2 separate regions of the Mus musculus genome follow, and region 1 is linked to region 2. The links are chromatin loops, found by intact Hi-C in ENCODE. Cell type or tissue: left cerebral cortex. All regions are shown on one strand.

Region 1 (8,000 bases), 200 kb before region 2:
TAAAAGCATCCTTCACCACACCCCTCACTGTCCCGTTGCCTAGGTAGTTATGTCTTATCTCCCTGTTGCCCTGGGCTTCGAGCCTTAACAAATAGGGCAGGGCTGGCTGCATTCACCACTACAGGATCAGGGTAACAGTTCCAGGTCATTTCACAAGCAGTTCAATGAGTAGCTCTTTTTTTTTTTTTAAATAAAATGCAGATCTCTTGATTCCCCCCACCCCTGCCAGCTGGTATCTCTCTAGTATTTCCAGGGTGCTACTTTTTAAAGTAGGTTTGGCCTTTTGGAGCCAAAGAGCTCATGTCAATACCTAGGTGGCCAAGGGGACTCCCAAGGGTCCTGTCCCTGTTCCACAAACTCACACAAGGGTTTGTGCCCTCCACCTCCACCTCCCCCACCAGCACCATCCCTGGAGCCAAGTCCTCTGAGGGACCCAGGCTCAGAATGGCTGTGACTGATCCCAAAGCAATCCTCTGTGCTCTAGGTTAAAGTGGAGCAACACACAGAAGAAAGGGTCAGAGGGCATCTTCATGGCCACACCCAAAAAGGGTTTTCACGTACAGAGGCAGAGAACAGAGAGATCTGTCCTGTGCGGGTTCTTGGTATGCCGTCCCCTGCTTAGGAAGAGATGAGGACAAATGAGGTAATATACCTGAAGTGTTTTGAGAGCTTCCTAAGTGCAGCATAAACATCACAATGGAGTTGCTGATGTTGATAATATCAGCAGTGGTGATGGGGCTACATTCAGGGCCATAATTTAAGGGAACGTTCAAAATGAGAAAGCGCCACCGAAGTCAATCCACTGAACTTTATTTAGAAGAGAAGCTGCTAATAAAAATGTTATGGGAATGTGAGCTCTTGGGAAATAATGATGATTTTCTCCTATTAAAAGGCTCATCAGACCCACTTCCAAAGTACAGCTCAGTTATTTGTGGGCTCTTTGCCACTGGGTACAACAAGGTCTCTGTTTAAGAAGCAGCAGTGGCTGCTGCTATTCCATGCCCTGAAGTCCTGGGCTCTGAAGCGGTGAGAGATGTTAGCTTCCAGCCCTACTGAAAGGCACTCCCATCTCCTGAGAGGGTTAAGTAACATAGGTGAAGCATTTTTCTGATTTTCTTCTTTCTTCTCCTCCTCTCCTCCCCCACCAGCAGCTGCTGTATAGCTTGAGTTTAGAGTCATTAATAATGGAACAGAAATGGATTGGGACTATAATCTCAGAGGTCGACAGAGTTCCTTTCCCGAGACAAGTCTACTCAAGCATAGGGACCCAACGGGGAACAAGTGTGGAGTCCACACTACAGCATGGTGCACAGTCTGACCCCAGGCTGCTCACCTTGCCCAGTGAAGGGATAAAGACGCAGACTAGGAAGAGGCACAATAGCTGGGAGTTATTCCAAACAGCATGGAGAGCTTAGCTGAGAGACAGAGGGACTTCAGCCCAGGCCCTGCAGTCATTGATTATCACTGTCCAACTTAGCTTTGACAATAGGGTCAAGGAGAATACAGAAATGTCATTTCAACATCAGAATTTTGAGAGGTTGAAAATGACCGTACGTTCTTCTAGAAAGACAAAAAGAAAGAAAAAACTGCATTTAGAACTTGCTAATGTGCCTTAATTCTGAATTCTTGGAAACATCATCCCTCATCCTGCCCCACCCCAAATACTGCCATGAAGTTGTGGATTCTGAGGACAGTGGAAGAATGTAGGCTATAGATGAAAATACCACCTGTGTCTTTCATGAAGGATGAGATGGGCTACCATAACGTCTTTAACAAGGAGCAGACATGGCATAAAGCCGGACTGCTCACGAAGCCCTGGGGGCCGCAGACACTGTCTGTTGTCAGTCATAGAATGAACATGACAGCTTTCTGCAGCCTTCTTGCACAAGAGAGGTTAAACCCTGACAGGTAACAGAAAAGTCTCCGTCCACACTCTGGTGCCCTGAAGGTGCCGTGTCATGGTATCTGTGGAAAACGAGAATCTGCATCATGTTCTCCTGGGTTCTGAGTTCCATCGTCGGTTCAGTACAAGAGCATTTCCTGATTTTACTGAAAGCGCCAAGAGATGCCCATGCACCTGTGTGTAATTCAAACCAGTTTCTATCCAGGCTTCCAAGTACCAGTCAGAAATTTGGTCTTCTTCTCTGCCAAATGGGTCAAAGTGTCACCAAGATCTCAGCCTTCCCTTTCCCTTTCCCCGACCCTGACCTTGTGTCTGCGCATGAGTGATCAGTGTGTCATAGCAGGTAAGTGTTTCTTCCAGAATAAAGTGACATGCTCTCAAAGAGGAGGTTGTGTAAAAACCACAGGGGCCGGCACCCAATTTATATTCAAAGACAGGATTTTCTACCATTTTTTAAAACCTTCTAGATGCAGCTTCCTGAGAGGCAATTTTCTATCCAGGTGACTGACAGCCCATTTGAATAAATTCTTAAGGGAAGAAGCAATAGTATCTGCGCAAGCTTATAATTTGGGGGGGGGGGGTTAGAATTCTACAGCTCCACCCAGGCAGGCACGAGGTATGACTCACTTCCCACATTTTTCATAATAAAAAAAAAAGTATGTAACAGAGTAGATCAAAGAAGAAATAGAAAAGAAATACAATAAATTTATGAGATAGCATGCTTCATCTAGAAATAGCATTTAGTCAATGGGTCTCAAATACTGCTATTCCACCCTCCTGCCCCTCCTGACACACCACAAACACACACACACACATGCACGCACATGAGTGTGCACACACCCACAAACATACTTGCAGTACTGTAAGTCTTACGAGTCAGCTATGACACTCCCTCCCTCCCATGTGGTCTTTCGATCTTAGAGTGGAAGTGGTTGTGATATTTTCCTTAGGAAAGAAAAAAATAACAAGGGGTTACCAGGTCAAGAGGAGGTTGTGAGTTCCAATGCTGAGCATGAGGAAGGCATCTACTCTTCATTCACAGTGACCTCGAAGCCTTCTAAGGTCTGGCTACCAACCTAAGAGCATCCATCATCCATCTAACTCCTGGAGATGGGCAGAATAGATCATAGCATCGGAAAACACCAACTACTACACCATGTAAGCTAGCCAGCATTAAATGGAGAGGCAGAGGCAGGACCGTGCCCAAGTCACTAAAACCTCAGGATAGCATTGGGTCCTCAATGTCCCCACTTGTCACAGTCTCCAAATTCCCACACAGGAGCCCCCACCACCACCACCAGAACTCTCTGGGCACAGATGCCTCCTATCCCACTTCAGCTTGGATTGAGTTTGCAAGAAGCGGGTCTGGTTTAGCCCTCTGTGGGAAGGCAGGTAGTACTTTTAATCCATGATCAGGGGCCGCCAGCCATCTGGAAGCCCGGGCTGTGGTACACAGACCCCGCACCCCCACCCCCACCCCTGTTATAGCCCTGTCCTCCCTACCTCATGTCTGGGTAAAGTCCTCTGCTCAGCGTGCATGTAACTCAGAGCCATATGACACTGAAACGCTAAGTGAAGAGCAATTAACTTTTGCTTCTGAAAACCCACTTTAGCTTTCCATAACTCTTTGGGGGCCATTTCAGCTAAGCCAAACCTCCCGCACATTCTCCCTCAGCAATAAATTACCTTCCTGGCTTTAATTAGCTGCTGGAGCGCAAAGCAGGGCTGGGTGCTGACGTGGCAACTCTCCCCACAGGTCCCATTCTGTCATACTCCAGGAGAATGTCAGCTACAGGAACTGCCCCTGTCTGAATGGAAACACTGCTGGGCCCTCACCTGCCCACAGGTGTGAGGGGGAAGCCTAAAGCTGAGCTCTAGCAGAGGCTAGCTTTTAATGACAATGAAATTCGTTGGGAGGGTCTTGGGCTCTCACTGCAGAGCTCTTGGCTTTTGCCCTATCATATGTACATTAGCCCCAGGTGTATACAGTCTTCACCTCCTTTATTCTTCTATGAGAGAAATTACTGGCAGAACTGAAAATACAAGCTTCCCAGGAAATTGTGCTATACAGCTGTGAGGTAAGGCTGAATCAAAATGGGTAAATCTCTTAAGGATGTGATTTTAATCATATCCACGGACCGAAATGGTAGTAGCTGGGAAAGAAGTGAAAAGGTATTCAGAGTCCTCAACGTCACGTCTAAACCTCGATTTAAAAGTGGAGTTGCACCAACCCTACCTCTGGCTAGACTCAGCCTTTCTCATAGCCCTCCCACCTGTGAGAAAGTGAGGCTGTCTCCCATGGCTGCTCTCTGAGCTACTGTGCATGTGTGTGCTGCTGCAGTGTGCAGAGTGTAGAAGAGAGTAGAAAAGTCAGCTCAAAGCTAGACCTCAGAGCATCTTTCCTTCTGGCTTGGTGGAGTCTGAACCCACCCCTGAGGGAGACAGCTTCCAAAGAGTCTCGGGTTCCTGCTGGGCAGTCATCCACATAATTCATCCTGTCCACCTGGAAACAGAGTCCACGTTTCACCGCGTAGGATCTGGAAAGGACTATAAGCCGGATCCCCTCTGTGGGGGTCATTTGTGCAACTTCTTAGGGTTCCAGCTTACACCTCTATCAGCAACACCCATCCCTTTCCCCAAAGCCAAACTGCAGTCTGCATTCCTCCTCTCTTTTGTTGAAATTTCTAAAAGAAGAAGAAGAAGAAGAAGAAGAAGAAGAAGAGGAGGAGGAGGAGGAGGAGGAGGAGGAGGAGGAGGAGGAGGAGGAGGAGGAGGAGGAGGAGGAGGAGGAGGAAGAAGAAGAAGAAGAAGAAGAAGAAGAAGAAGAAGAAGAAGAAGAAGAAGAAGAAGAAGAAGAAGAAGAAGAAGAAGAAGAAGAAGTCCTACGGCCAGGCTTTGCTTGTATAGGACAGTGACAGGCCTTATGGGTCCGCACAGCCCTCTCTCTCGCACAACCCTCTCTCTGATTAAGCCCGGGAGTGCATCACACGGGCGCCGAGCCCCAGCAAATCTCCTCCGTGATTTCCCCTGCGCCTCCCCAATTAACAGGCAGCCTGTCAGCTCTGGCTGGGCGGTGGCAGCGTGGCGCGGGCGGGCTGAGGCCAGCAGGCAGGTACCCACTGTCACAGCCGCCAGACAGCAGAGCTCTCCGTCCCACTCTGCCTGCCAGCGCCGCCCCCGCTGTCTGAGTCTTCGCCTGTCACACATCCTAGGCTGTGAGAAGTGAGCAATTCCCTCAGCTGATACTTCTTCTCCCTGAAGCCCTGGGGGTGGCCTGGTGCCAAAGGGGGACGAAGAGTCTACCTTCAGCCCATCTCTCTTCACCTAGGGATCTCTCAAAATGAACTGAGGCAAGAGGAACCAGCCCAGAGACCCACAGGACCTCCCAAAGTAAGGACCTGATTTGATACAAGGACAAGAGTCCAGTCACAGGCATGGCCTGTTCCTCACTCAAGTTACCAGGACTGAGCTCAGGGTACTAAGCTCTCAGGAAGGCTCACCCACCACCCACCCACAAAGGCAACATTGATTCTTTGGCTTCTATCTACTCAAGGATCGGAGTGACAAATCCTACTCCTGAGGCTTCTTTTCAACAGGACCCCACCATAAAATAAAATAAAATAAAATAAAATAAAATAAAATAAAATAAAATAAAATAAGTGTTCTCCTGCCTTTCTGAAATGATCTCAAGACTTCTCACCACCAGAGAGAAGCAATGTTTTCTTTGGAAAGATCACCTGCCATGCTTGTCCCAAACCTCACGATGCTCTTTCCACAGACGATTACGTCCAGGAGCTGCCTTTTAGAGTGGCTTGGCATGATGGCCCTGCCCCTGAGCTGAAGAGAAATAGTCACAGGAGCCAGTGTTGTCCAGGAACCTTTAGGAAATGCCTCTTGATCTACGTCTCACACCTGTCTAGAAAGAAATCCACTCTCCCGAGCACATATGTGCATACTTGACCATATAAATGGAAAACAGAGGCAGAGAATGCGAGTCCATCATAAAAGTAGGGGAAATCACCTGGCATTTGTCTGTGTAAGGAGAGGAGAGACCGTGAACCGCACAGGCGTGAGATGCAGAATAAGGAAGGTGGCTGTGCTCAACAACTCCCAAAATGAAGGAACCACTCTTATTGGTCTCTCTACTCCTGATGACGACCACAGCAGACACTCAGTTACGCATCTGCTAAACACAACAGAAGTCTAGACACTTCTAGAACAGATAGGATGTGTTCTCCATACCCTAAGTTAGCCAGCAGATCAACGATCATCAACTCTGTAGATTAAATCATAGGGAAATAAGGAGGCAAAGGAAAAAAATATAGGACAGGCTAAGACAGGTGAACATTGCAGGAGCACACTGGAGACAAGCAAACAACATGGTCTCTCACTACCAGGCACTCCGGCACGTACAACAATGTCCTAGAAGCTCTGGAGAACCGGTGCATTTCAAAATATGTAAAACAGGTGCTGGAAAGAAGGGTGAAAGGAAGAAAGGTAGTGTGCCCCAGATTGGTGACTCTGAGACTGATCTTTCAACCAAGTAAACGTCCATCCGCCCGATGCAGTACCACCCTCCCTCCAAAGAATGCCCAGTCACAGACATGTTGATTGACAGACTACTATCTCATCAAGGCTAGCAAGACTCTATATCAAAATCATTCGTTATGATCTAATTTGTGCTTACACTGTGAAATATAACCATTTGCCTTCCCTTAATAGAGCCATTGAGACTCAGGAAATGCTCAGAGGGGTAAAAATCCTATATTTGAAATCCACAAGTGCCTTTTTACCTCTGGGTTCAAAACTCAATCAATGCTTTAAAGGTGTTGATGCCAACCTTTAAGCTACCAGGGTCTTCATGCCTCACAGTAGCCCGAAGCAAAGGCCTGGTTAGTAAATTTGCTAACTACTCTTCTAAGATTTGTGTGTGCAACAGCCCACTCCCTGGCACCAGCTTCTAGCTTAGTTTCTTTTCTATTGCTGTGACAAGACGTCATGACTAGGACAACATATAAAAGAAGTCATTTAATTGGACTTCCAGTTTCAAAATGTTAGAATCCCCAATAGTTCAACTTTCGAACTATATATATATATATAAAAAACATACATGCAAGCCTAGGTCATTGTACAGATGGAGTTGAAAGAAGAATAAAATGGCCCCAGGCTAAGTTGAAGAAGAGAATAATCAACCTCATTCCTCTCAAATGCCCAAAGTGAAGATAAAGTGCAACCTAGGTCTTCACTTTAGTCTGAAAGTCAAAGCACTGTGAACACAGGCTCCTCCTCCACCACAGTCTCTAGGCCAGTGCTCCTGGCTCCAGAGAAAGCTTGACTAGGAAACTATAGTTCGAAAGTTGAACTATTGGGGATTCTAACATTTTGAAACTGGAAGTCCAATTAAATGACTTCTTTTATATGTTGTCCTAGTCATGACGTCTTGTCACAGCAATAGAAAAGAAACTAAGCTAGAAGCTGGTGCCAGGGAGTGGGCTGTTGCTATGACAGTAGACCTGAGCGTGTGGATTTTTTTTTTTTTGGAGGAATGTGGAAGACGGTGGGACTCGGATCTAGGAAAGTGGTTGAAGGCTGTACGCAGAGCTTCGTGGCCATCATTGTAGGAGCCTGGAAGATAGTAGTTCTAGGAGCAATGTGAACCCTGGAGGCCCAGCTCAAGGTTCCAGAGGGAAGCAGCATCAGCAACCGGACTAGAGAGCAGTCGTGTGATGTTTTATCATAAAGAATTCAGCTCTCTGCCCTCATCCTAAGTATTTGCTAGAGTCTAAATTGAAAATCAATTGACCAATTTCTTTGGTGAAGGAGATTTTAAGACAGCCTAATATTGAATCTCTTGTGTGGTTGTTCATGATTAGTATTTTTTTAATTCTTCTTGCATACATTACATCCCAACTGTAGTTTCTTCTCCCTCCACTTCTCCAAACCCCCACCACTCCTCCCCACTCTGCCCCAGATGAGCCTACCAAGGGTGTCAACGGAAGGGCCCCAAAAGCAGGTAAAAGAGTCAGAGACACCCACTATCTCCACTTCTGGGAGTCTCACAAGAACACTAAGCTACACAGCCATGAAGTATAAGCAG
Region 2 (8,000 bases):
CCGGTGAGATATTATTTCATGATGTTGCCACTAGGGTTTGAGTATTATGCATGCGGTGATCATTCAGGCAATTCCGCCCTAGCAAGGAGTGAAAAGTGCCCATTACCCTTCACAACAAATCTACCACCTCTTGCTCTCCACCTGACTCAGGCCTTTTTTTCCTGGGTGGCAAATTTTATGTAAATTGAAGTCTGTGAAAAAAAAACTATAAATATCCACAATTTTCTAAAGGCTTTTTTTTTTTTTTACAATAGCTTTTGAGGGACTTTTTTTTAAAGATACATTGGACTGGAGCCCGGAGGAAGGTCTGTTACCAGTTCCGTGGAATTCCCAGTCTAGGCTGAGATCTTTGGGATCCAGACATTGATGGGTGACGCAGTTACCACCTAAACTCTATTTAGCGACGACGTTCCCTAGAGGCAGAAAGAACACCAAATCCCAGGCCTCCTTTACCTGGGATCCTTTGTCTCAACACTCCACATGTGCTGTCTGCCTCTGGCCTCCCGGGACTGGGATGGCCACTCTCAGATTTTATGCATGGGGAAACTGAAGCATATTGGGGGAGGGGGAGACAATGTACCCAGGGTCACCTCAGCAGCAGCGTGCCTTAAAGGCCTGGTTGCCAGTGACCTGACTCCAGGAACTTCAGGTAAATAACAGACCCATTCCTCACTCATAGCTCTAGCTGGGCTGTTTACAGCATCCAATATTATTTAAAGCACTGCATAAAATCAAGCTCGCTTGTAGTTCCTACTAGGGAGATCTTGAGTCCTAAACCAGGCTGAGCTACATAGCAAGACCCTGCGTGCTAGACAGAAAAAGGACTAACAGGCAGCCCATTCTTCACTCCAGTGTCCTAGAAACAGCTTCAAGTAGCTCTAGCCCTGTCCTAGGTAAACCACTGCTTGTCATTTCCAGGGTAACCAGCGAAGGGCTGACAAATGAGGTCCTCTGCATCTGCCACACTTCTGTGAGGGAAGGACATGCGCTGTATGCCCCTGCACTGCAACCGGTTTTTTTTTTTTTTTAACAGGGTCTTTTTTTTTTCAACCACATTCCTAAGGCAATGCTCTGCCCACAGCTGGCCCTCAGTAAACACGGGTCCGGGTTGATTAATGAGTCATGTTCTCACCCAGGTGGCAAGCCATTCCTTTGAAAACTGAACTTCCTTTTAGGCGGCTGAGGCCCAGTGTCGTGCTCTGTATGGGGTAACAATTTTGCTAAGTAAATGTCAAATCGCAATCTCAATACTCTTCTGCAAGTGTTTTAATTAGGCCTTGGGCCTAGCTCACGGTGTTTTGGTTTTTTTTTTTTTTTAATTTTTCTCTCACAAGGAAACTGGATCAATCCAATCAAGGAAGCTCTCTTGTCCTTACCAGCACCCCCAAGGAGTTGTCCCTACCCTCTGTGTGTGCTGTGGAGTGTGTGTGTCCTACATACTGTACAGGAGCAGGAAACAGGCCTGGCGTCTGGCACCTGGCACCATTAGCCCTGTCCATGCTAACTGCTCTGAGCTTAGAGAACTAAGTTTCTTAAAAGGACAATGTATCATTCCGTGGGGAAATCGCCTGCACCCTAGCCTGCCCAGCCGGGACATCCTGTCTGCTCCCCTTCTTCCTTTTGTTCATTTGACATCTTTCTACTCTCCAAATAAAAATACTCCACCGTCCTTTCTGCAGCCTCCTGCCCTCTCTTTCCCACCCACATTCCTAAGTGTCTACTCTCTTTCCCTCTAACTTATTTCCCATTAATCATTTCTAACACACATCTGCTCTGCTCCTAGAATGGTTTCTAGGCTGGCTCTCTCTCTCTCTCTCTCTCTCTCTCTCTCTCTCTCTCTCTCTCTCTCCCTCCCTCTCCTCCCACCCCGCCCCCAGCTGGACTGGTTACAATAACCCAGGAGACTTTTGTCTCTGTCTCCAAACTCTACCTTCTTCCCAGTTTTTCCTCCAACATATCCACAAAGGCCATCGCTTCTACAACCCATCCTTCTTCCACTCTTTTCTCTCCCAAAGGCCAAAGGCCTGGGTTAAGTTGAAGTAACCCTTCAATCGCGGTGGACTGTGTTTGTTGGGAGATAGGGTCTCACTCTGTAGCACAAGCTAGACTGGAACTCACTAGGTATGCCAAGCTGGTCTCAAATTCATGGTGTGACTCTCCTGCCTCAGCTTCCTGGGTGCTGCATTTACAAGAACGAGGCTGCAGACCCAGCTTGGAGTAGAATTTTACAGATAAGTGTTCGCAATGACCATGAGGTCAGAAGGCATAGGCTGGCATGAGCTGAGCTTATGGGAGTTGCGGGAAGAGAGTAAAACTTTGTACTATAAAATAAATGAGAAAATCCTCCTCCCTTCCATTCATTCTCTTGCCCCTCCTGCTGCAATATGGACCATATCATCAGAGTCAGGGCATCTCTGGCTATTCACTAAATTTATAAGATCTAAAGAGAGGGAAGGGACAGTCGGGTAATTTCTGAGAAACCTATGCACATTTATTTATCAAACCTTGTGGCTCCAGGGAGAGTTTGAGTTCTGTGTATGACGGATGTGGCCTTGGAAGCTGCCTGCCGCCTTCTCTCCTGCACATCATGAAGTTCATGATTGTTCTATGATTCGCTCCTTCCGCTCACTTTGACGACCCCTTTGGAATCTCTTGCTCTCACGTTGTGTTGAGTCAATGATATCAGAGTCAGGGAAAAAAAAAAAAAAACAACCGTGAGTCAGCATCAGGCAGTCAGAACCAGATAGTCCTGGGTAACACTCCTACAAAGTCAGAACTTGATGGTCAGAGTGACTGACAAATCACGACTGGAAAAGGGTATTCAAAAGGAACAGCGACACCAGCGCGCCTCCACTGGCCACTGAGGGCACGCAAAAGTGGTCACTCCAGAGCTGGGGCACAAAGGACCAAGCTCAGTCGATTGAGCCAAGGATCTAGAACTTTATGGTCAGGACCATGACTATGTAAAAATCTCTGCCAAGTGTAAATACGTACTTTTTCCGGAAGGCTTGGGGGAATCCGAGAGGGTACTGTTATTATTAATAAAAAGGTCTTATTTCGAAATTTCGCCGGAGGGGAAACCAATGGGGCAGTCTCTAGAGTTTGTGTCGTCCTGCAATGCTGAGACCCCCCCCCTCCTCTAGGACATCGGCCTCTACTTTGATGCTACCTCCAACCACGTCGCCGCCAAACGGCAGCTCAGCTCGTCACAGCACAGTGAGGTAGCTTTATGACTTTAAACGGGACAAGAACCCTGAAACACACCAAACACGATCTATAATTCAGAGCGCCCCTGGGGGCGTTCCAGGAGCTTTGAGGTGACGCTTCCTGGCCAGGGAGCCAAACCTTCAACCACGCTTCACCTAGACCGTCTCACCGGGAAGGGAGTCCTTCCACTTCCAGTCTGACTGGACAGGCTCAAAGTAGTTGGAAGGGCTCAGGCAGCGCCCAGGGAATAGTGGATGCCCCCAAGGCTTCGGCGCTTCCAAGTGAACACATCCGGGAGAGGCCAATTAGGGGAAAGAGAACCGGCCGAAGCAGCTCGGAGAAGCTGCCGAGCTCCCGAGGCGTAGCCCGCCCCCCGGCGGTCCCGGGGAGAGGCTTGGATCCTAGGACCGGAGCAGGCGCCCTGCGTTCCCACCCCGGTCTCCACCCTAGACACTAGTGGGAAGCAGCAGGCAACAGGAGAGGGCACAGAGCCCGTGTCCAGAAGTCCCGTCCCTTGGGTGACCCGTGGGCTAGGGCAGCCGGGCACAACCCGCAAAGGGGAGCAGATCCAGCGCTGGGCGAAGGCCGGGAGGCGGCGACCGGCTAGGGCGCTTTAAGACTCTCCCCGCCCACCGGCGGCGCCCGCCTCCGCCCTCCGCTCTCCCCGCCCCGGGGTCCGGGAGAGAGCTGCGATTGGGCGGGCGCGGCGATCCCTTTGAAGTGTGGCTGCAGATCGCGGCTATTTGACGTGCAGCTCGCGGAAGGCGAAGGTTTTTGTGTTGCTCGCCTGGGCTAGCTGCGGCGGCGGCGGCGGCGGCGGCGGCGGCGGCGGCGGCGGTGGAGGAGGGGAGGCGGCACGGAGGCGCAGCGGCTGCTGCACGGCGTTCGACGCAGCGGAGCGAGCCCACCCGCCCCGGGAGCTCGCCTCCCGGAGCTTCCCCTCCCTCCCCGCCCCCCCAGTGGCACTGCCTCCTCCAAATGAGCGATTCGCCCGCTGGATCTAACCCAAGGACACCCGAAAGCAGCGGCAGCGGCGGCGGCAGCAGCAGCGGCGGCGGCGGCGGGAAGAGGCCGGCGGTGCCGGCAGTGGTGTCCCTCCTGCCCCCGGCGGACCCCCTGCGCCAGGCGAACCGGCTCCCTATCAGGGTCCTGAAGATGCTGAGCGCTCACACCGGTCACCTCCTGCACCCGGAGTACCTGCAACCGCTGTCCTCCACACCCGTCAGCCCAATTGAGGTCAGTCTCCGGGCGCTGCCCACCCAGAACTGAACCCCACTCCTCCACCCATGCTGGGCCCATGGCTCTGCTCCCTCCACCACCCCCCACCCCACCCCACCTCCCGTAGCGACGCGAGGCCCGAAGCTGGCCACGCAGGCGGACCTCCTGAGGAGGGACGGAAGGCAGGAACCAGACACCCCCCTCCCCGCCCGCCCAGGTTCTCCCTAGACTCATGGGTGGAAGGGTTTTGCCCAGTCGCCCTTTGGAGCTGCGTGTTTTCTAACCGACTGGATTTGCTCTTATGGTGCCCAGAGTCCTTTACTTTTCCTCTGGCCCCTTAGAGTCCTGTCCAAAGACGGCTTCTGGGCCTCCCTCGCCTCCACCCGGTGTCCCTCTGCATCTTCCCCCGTCTGTTTAGGGGCACAGTGCAGACAACCAGGCACTCGGGATCCTGGGTCTTTCTTCATCTTACTTCTCTGGGTGTCCTCCCCGGGAGGGAGGGAGAAAGGGAGGGAAGGAGAGAGGGAGGGGCTACTCACAGGGCCAACTGCGGCTCTGCCTTTAGAAGGCGCCTCTCCCTGCTCTTACACCGAGCGCCATCACCAGAAACCCGTCCCAAACGAAGTTCTCCCAAACTAAAGGCTTAAGTTTTTCCCTGGCCCAAAAAGATGGGAAAATTATCTGGAAAGGGGCGAATCACCATCCGGATTACAGAGAAGTCACCTTTAACCGGGAGGGCTGTGGTTGAGCCATTTCTCCTGCGCGCCAGCGCCCATGTCACACTCGGGGACTAACCCACAAGGCAAGTGTCATTCCGCCCAGCTACTCGGCCAGAGCCAGGCCCTCCTTCCGTGACCCTCCTCGCTCAGCTCCCTTCGCTCGCCCACAGTGCTCGGCTCAGCTTCTCCGCGCGCGCTTAGTGAGTCTCCCAGTCTCACCCCCTTCTCCCTCCCCTTTGCCACTGTCTCCCGCAGCTGGACGCCAAGAAGAGTCCTTTGGCTCTGCTAGCCCAGACCTGCTCGCAGATCGGCAAGCCCGACCCGCCGCCCTCATCCAAGCTCAACTCCGTAGCGGCGGCGGCGGCCAACGGGCTGGGATCCGAGAAAGACCCGAGCCGCTCCGCCCCCGGCGCCGCCTCCGCGGCCGCGGCGCTCAAGCAGCTGGGGGACTCCCCCGCGGAGGACAAGTCGAGCTTCAAGCCCTACTCTAAGGGCTCCGGAGGCGGCGACTCCCGCAAAGACAGCGGCTCCTCGTCGGTGTCCTCCACCACCTCTTCGTCCTCCTCGTCCCCCGGAGACAAGGCGGGCTTCAGGGTCCCCAGCGCCGCCTGCCCTCCCTTTCCCCCGCACGGGGCATCGGTCTCCACCTCATCAAACTCGTCTTCTCCCGGCGGCTCCCGCGGAGGTTCACCACACCACTCAGACTGCAAGAACGGCGGCGGCGGGGCCGGCGAACTGGACAAGAAAGAGCAGGAAGCCAAACCCAGTCCCGAGCCAGCCGCTGGGAGCCGAGGTAGCGGCGGGGACTCGGCTCACGGTGGCCCGGAAGCCACCGCATCGGGGCGCAAGTCAGAGCCGCCCTCCGCCCTGGTGGGGGCGGGCCACGTGGCTCCAGTGTCACCCTACAAACCAGGCCACTCGGTGTTCCCACTACCGCCCTCCAGCATCGGTTACCACGGCTCCATCGTGGGCGCCTACGCCGGCTACCCGTCTCAGTTCGTTCCTGGCCTGGATCCTAGCAAGTCTGGTTTGGTGGGAGGTCAGCTGTCCGGGGGCCTGGGCCTGCCACCAGGCAAGCCCCCCAGCTCCAGCCCGCTCACGGGGGCCTCCCCACCCTCCTTCCTGCAGGGATTATGCCGTGACCCCTACTGTCTAGGAGGCTACCACAGCGCCTCGCACCTCGGCGGCTCAAGCTGTTCCACTTGCAGCGCGCACGATCCGACCGGGCCCAGCCTTAAGGCCAGTGGCTACCCTCTGGTGTACCCGGGGCACCCCTTGCAACCTGCGGCGCTCTCCTCCAGCGCCGCCCAGGCCGCTCTCCCGGGCCATCCTCTCTACACCTATGGCTTCATGCTGCAGAACGAACCGCTGCCACACAGCTGCAATTGGGTGGCGGCCAGCGGGCCCTGCGACAAGCGCTTTGCCACCTCTGAGGAGCTGCTCAGCCATCTACGGACTCACACAGCCCTGCCGGGCGCAGAGAAACTTCTGGCCGCCTACCCCGGGGCGTCGAGCTTGGGCAGTGCCGCTGCAGCCGCTGCAGCCGCAGCCTCTTGTCACCTGCATCTCCCCCCGCCCGCTGCCCCAGGCAGCCCCGGGTCGCTGTCCTTGCGGAGTCCACACACTTTGGGGCTAAGCCGATACCACCCCTATGGCAAGAGCCACTTATCTACAGCTGGGGGCCTGGCAGTGCCGTCCCTTCCCACAGCCGGACCCTACTACTCGCCATACGCACTGTATGGACAGAGACTAGCCTCCGCCTCTGCGCTTGGATACCAGTAACCACAGCTCTGGCCCCTCCCAGCCCTTCCCCACCCACCCCTTCCTCTCACGTCCCACTGCCTTCGACGCTGCAAGCTCCACTACCGCTTACCCCTACCAGGATCCAGCCCAGCCCCTCCCCCACCGGACTGTGTATTTATTTACTATAATGTTAGCTTACAAGCTGGGAACATAAGTGCATTAATGACCACATGAGTCAGTGGTATGCAAAAAGTCTGTCTCCCCCAAATAATAATATTAACCACCCAGGTAACTCCATGATTCCCCCCACCCCTCTCCCTTCTTTTGCTTATTTTCTTCTTCTTGGGTATATGTTTTAAGGCTTTGGGTTGTTTGATTTTGACTGGTTTGGTGTTAAGGAATGAAGGAAGAGTTGGGGTCCTACACTTTCAGTTTCCCCCATCTTGGGAAGTCTCTTGCATGAGTCTTAACTGTTAAAACTGCATATCTTCCCTTTTCCTTCCCACCCCATCTTGTTTCATTCCATGTGAAGTTTTAATTCTTTTTTTTCCCTTTGTACAAAAAAAAAATGTAACAATTTGGGGGGGTTCAAGGGGGAACAACTTGGTGGCTGGAGGTCTTGAGCTCTGATGAACCAGAATTCTGTTGGGCTGTGTGGTACTACACAACAAACCCCCCTCCCCCCACTTCCCACATGAGCACTTGGTTCTAGGCCCTGAGCCCCCAAATCAAATCACAGCCTTGACCCTCCAGGGTGCTCAGTTCGGGAAGTCCCTGTGCCACCAGCAGTGACCCAATGGCCTCCAACTGAGCCTGCCAAGACTTCTACCTTCCTGGCCCCTCAGGGACCCACACCTTGCGGTGCAGTCAAATTGCCGGCTGACAGGGACCTGACACATCCAATTAAATGTCTTAGAAGGCCCCGCTGGCACGAAATTGCTCTTTATATTTTGTGAAGTACTTTATCGTTACTATTTTATTTTTTCTCTCCCTAGTTGGGACTGTGACCCGCCCCCTCCCCTGGCGATAGGGGTGGGGTCGGGGATCCTTGATGGATCCCTCCAAAGCTTACCAGTCCTCAAGTCAGCAGACCAGACAACTTTAGGAGCTCTG

The links. A loop is a pair of places that touch in the nucleus more often than their neighbours do. Peaks named below come from ENCODE experiments on the same cell type or tissue, not always from the same donor. Only the 100,000 strongest peaks of a DNase experiment are listed, where the experiment ranks them.
Region 1: it touches region 2 in a loop (5-fold over the local background); 2 of 42 quality-filtered maps call a loop at or near these places.

Annotation. Positions count from the first base shown.
Region 1 is chr8:26,775,725-26,783,724 of GRCm38, forward strand. No RefSeq gene overlaps it. Among named protein-coding and RNA genes, the nearest start is that of 2310008N11Rik, 45 kb to the right of the region's middle. In left cerebral cortex, no CTCF peak of the experiment used is centred here; DNase peaks (open chromatin) are centred at 3,663, 4,228, 4,407, 5,057 and 1 more place.
Region 2 is chr8:26,973,169-26,981,168 of GRCm38, forward strand. Zfp703 (zinc finger protein 703) reads left to right here and starts at 4,168. Exons shown (of 2, transcript NM_001101502.1): 1 at 4,168-4,443; 2 at 5,400-8,000. The coding sequence starts at 4,186. The coding sequence ends at 6,926. It overlaps Gm39150 (a long non-coding RNA gene), which reads right to left and starts at 2,747. Exons shown (of 4, transcript XR_001778540.2): 1 at 2,505-2,747. In left cerebral cortex, CTCF peaks have their summits at 20, 2,849 and 3,603; DNase peaks (open chromatin) are centred at 327, 2,867, 3,868, 4,960 and 7 more places; H3K4me3 peaks cover 5,047 bases; H3K27ac peaks cover 4,102 bases.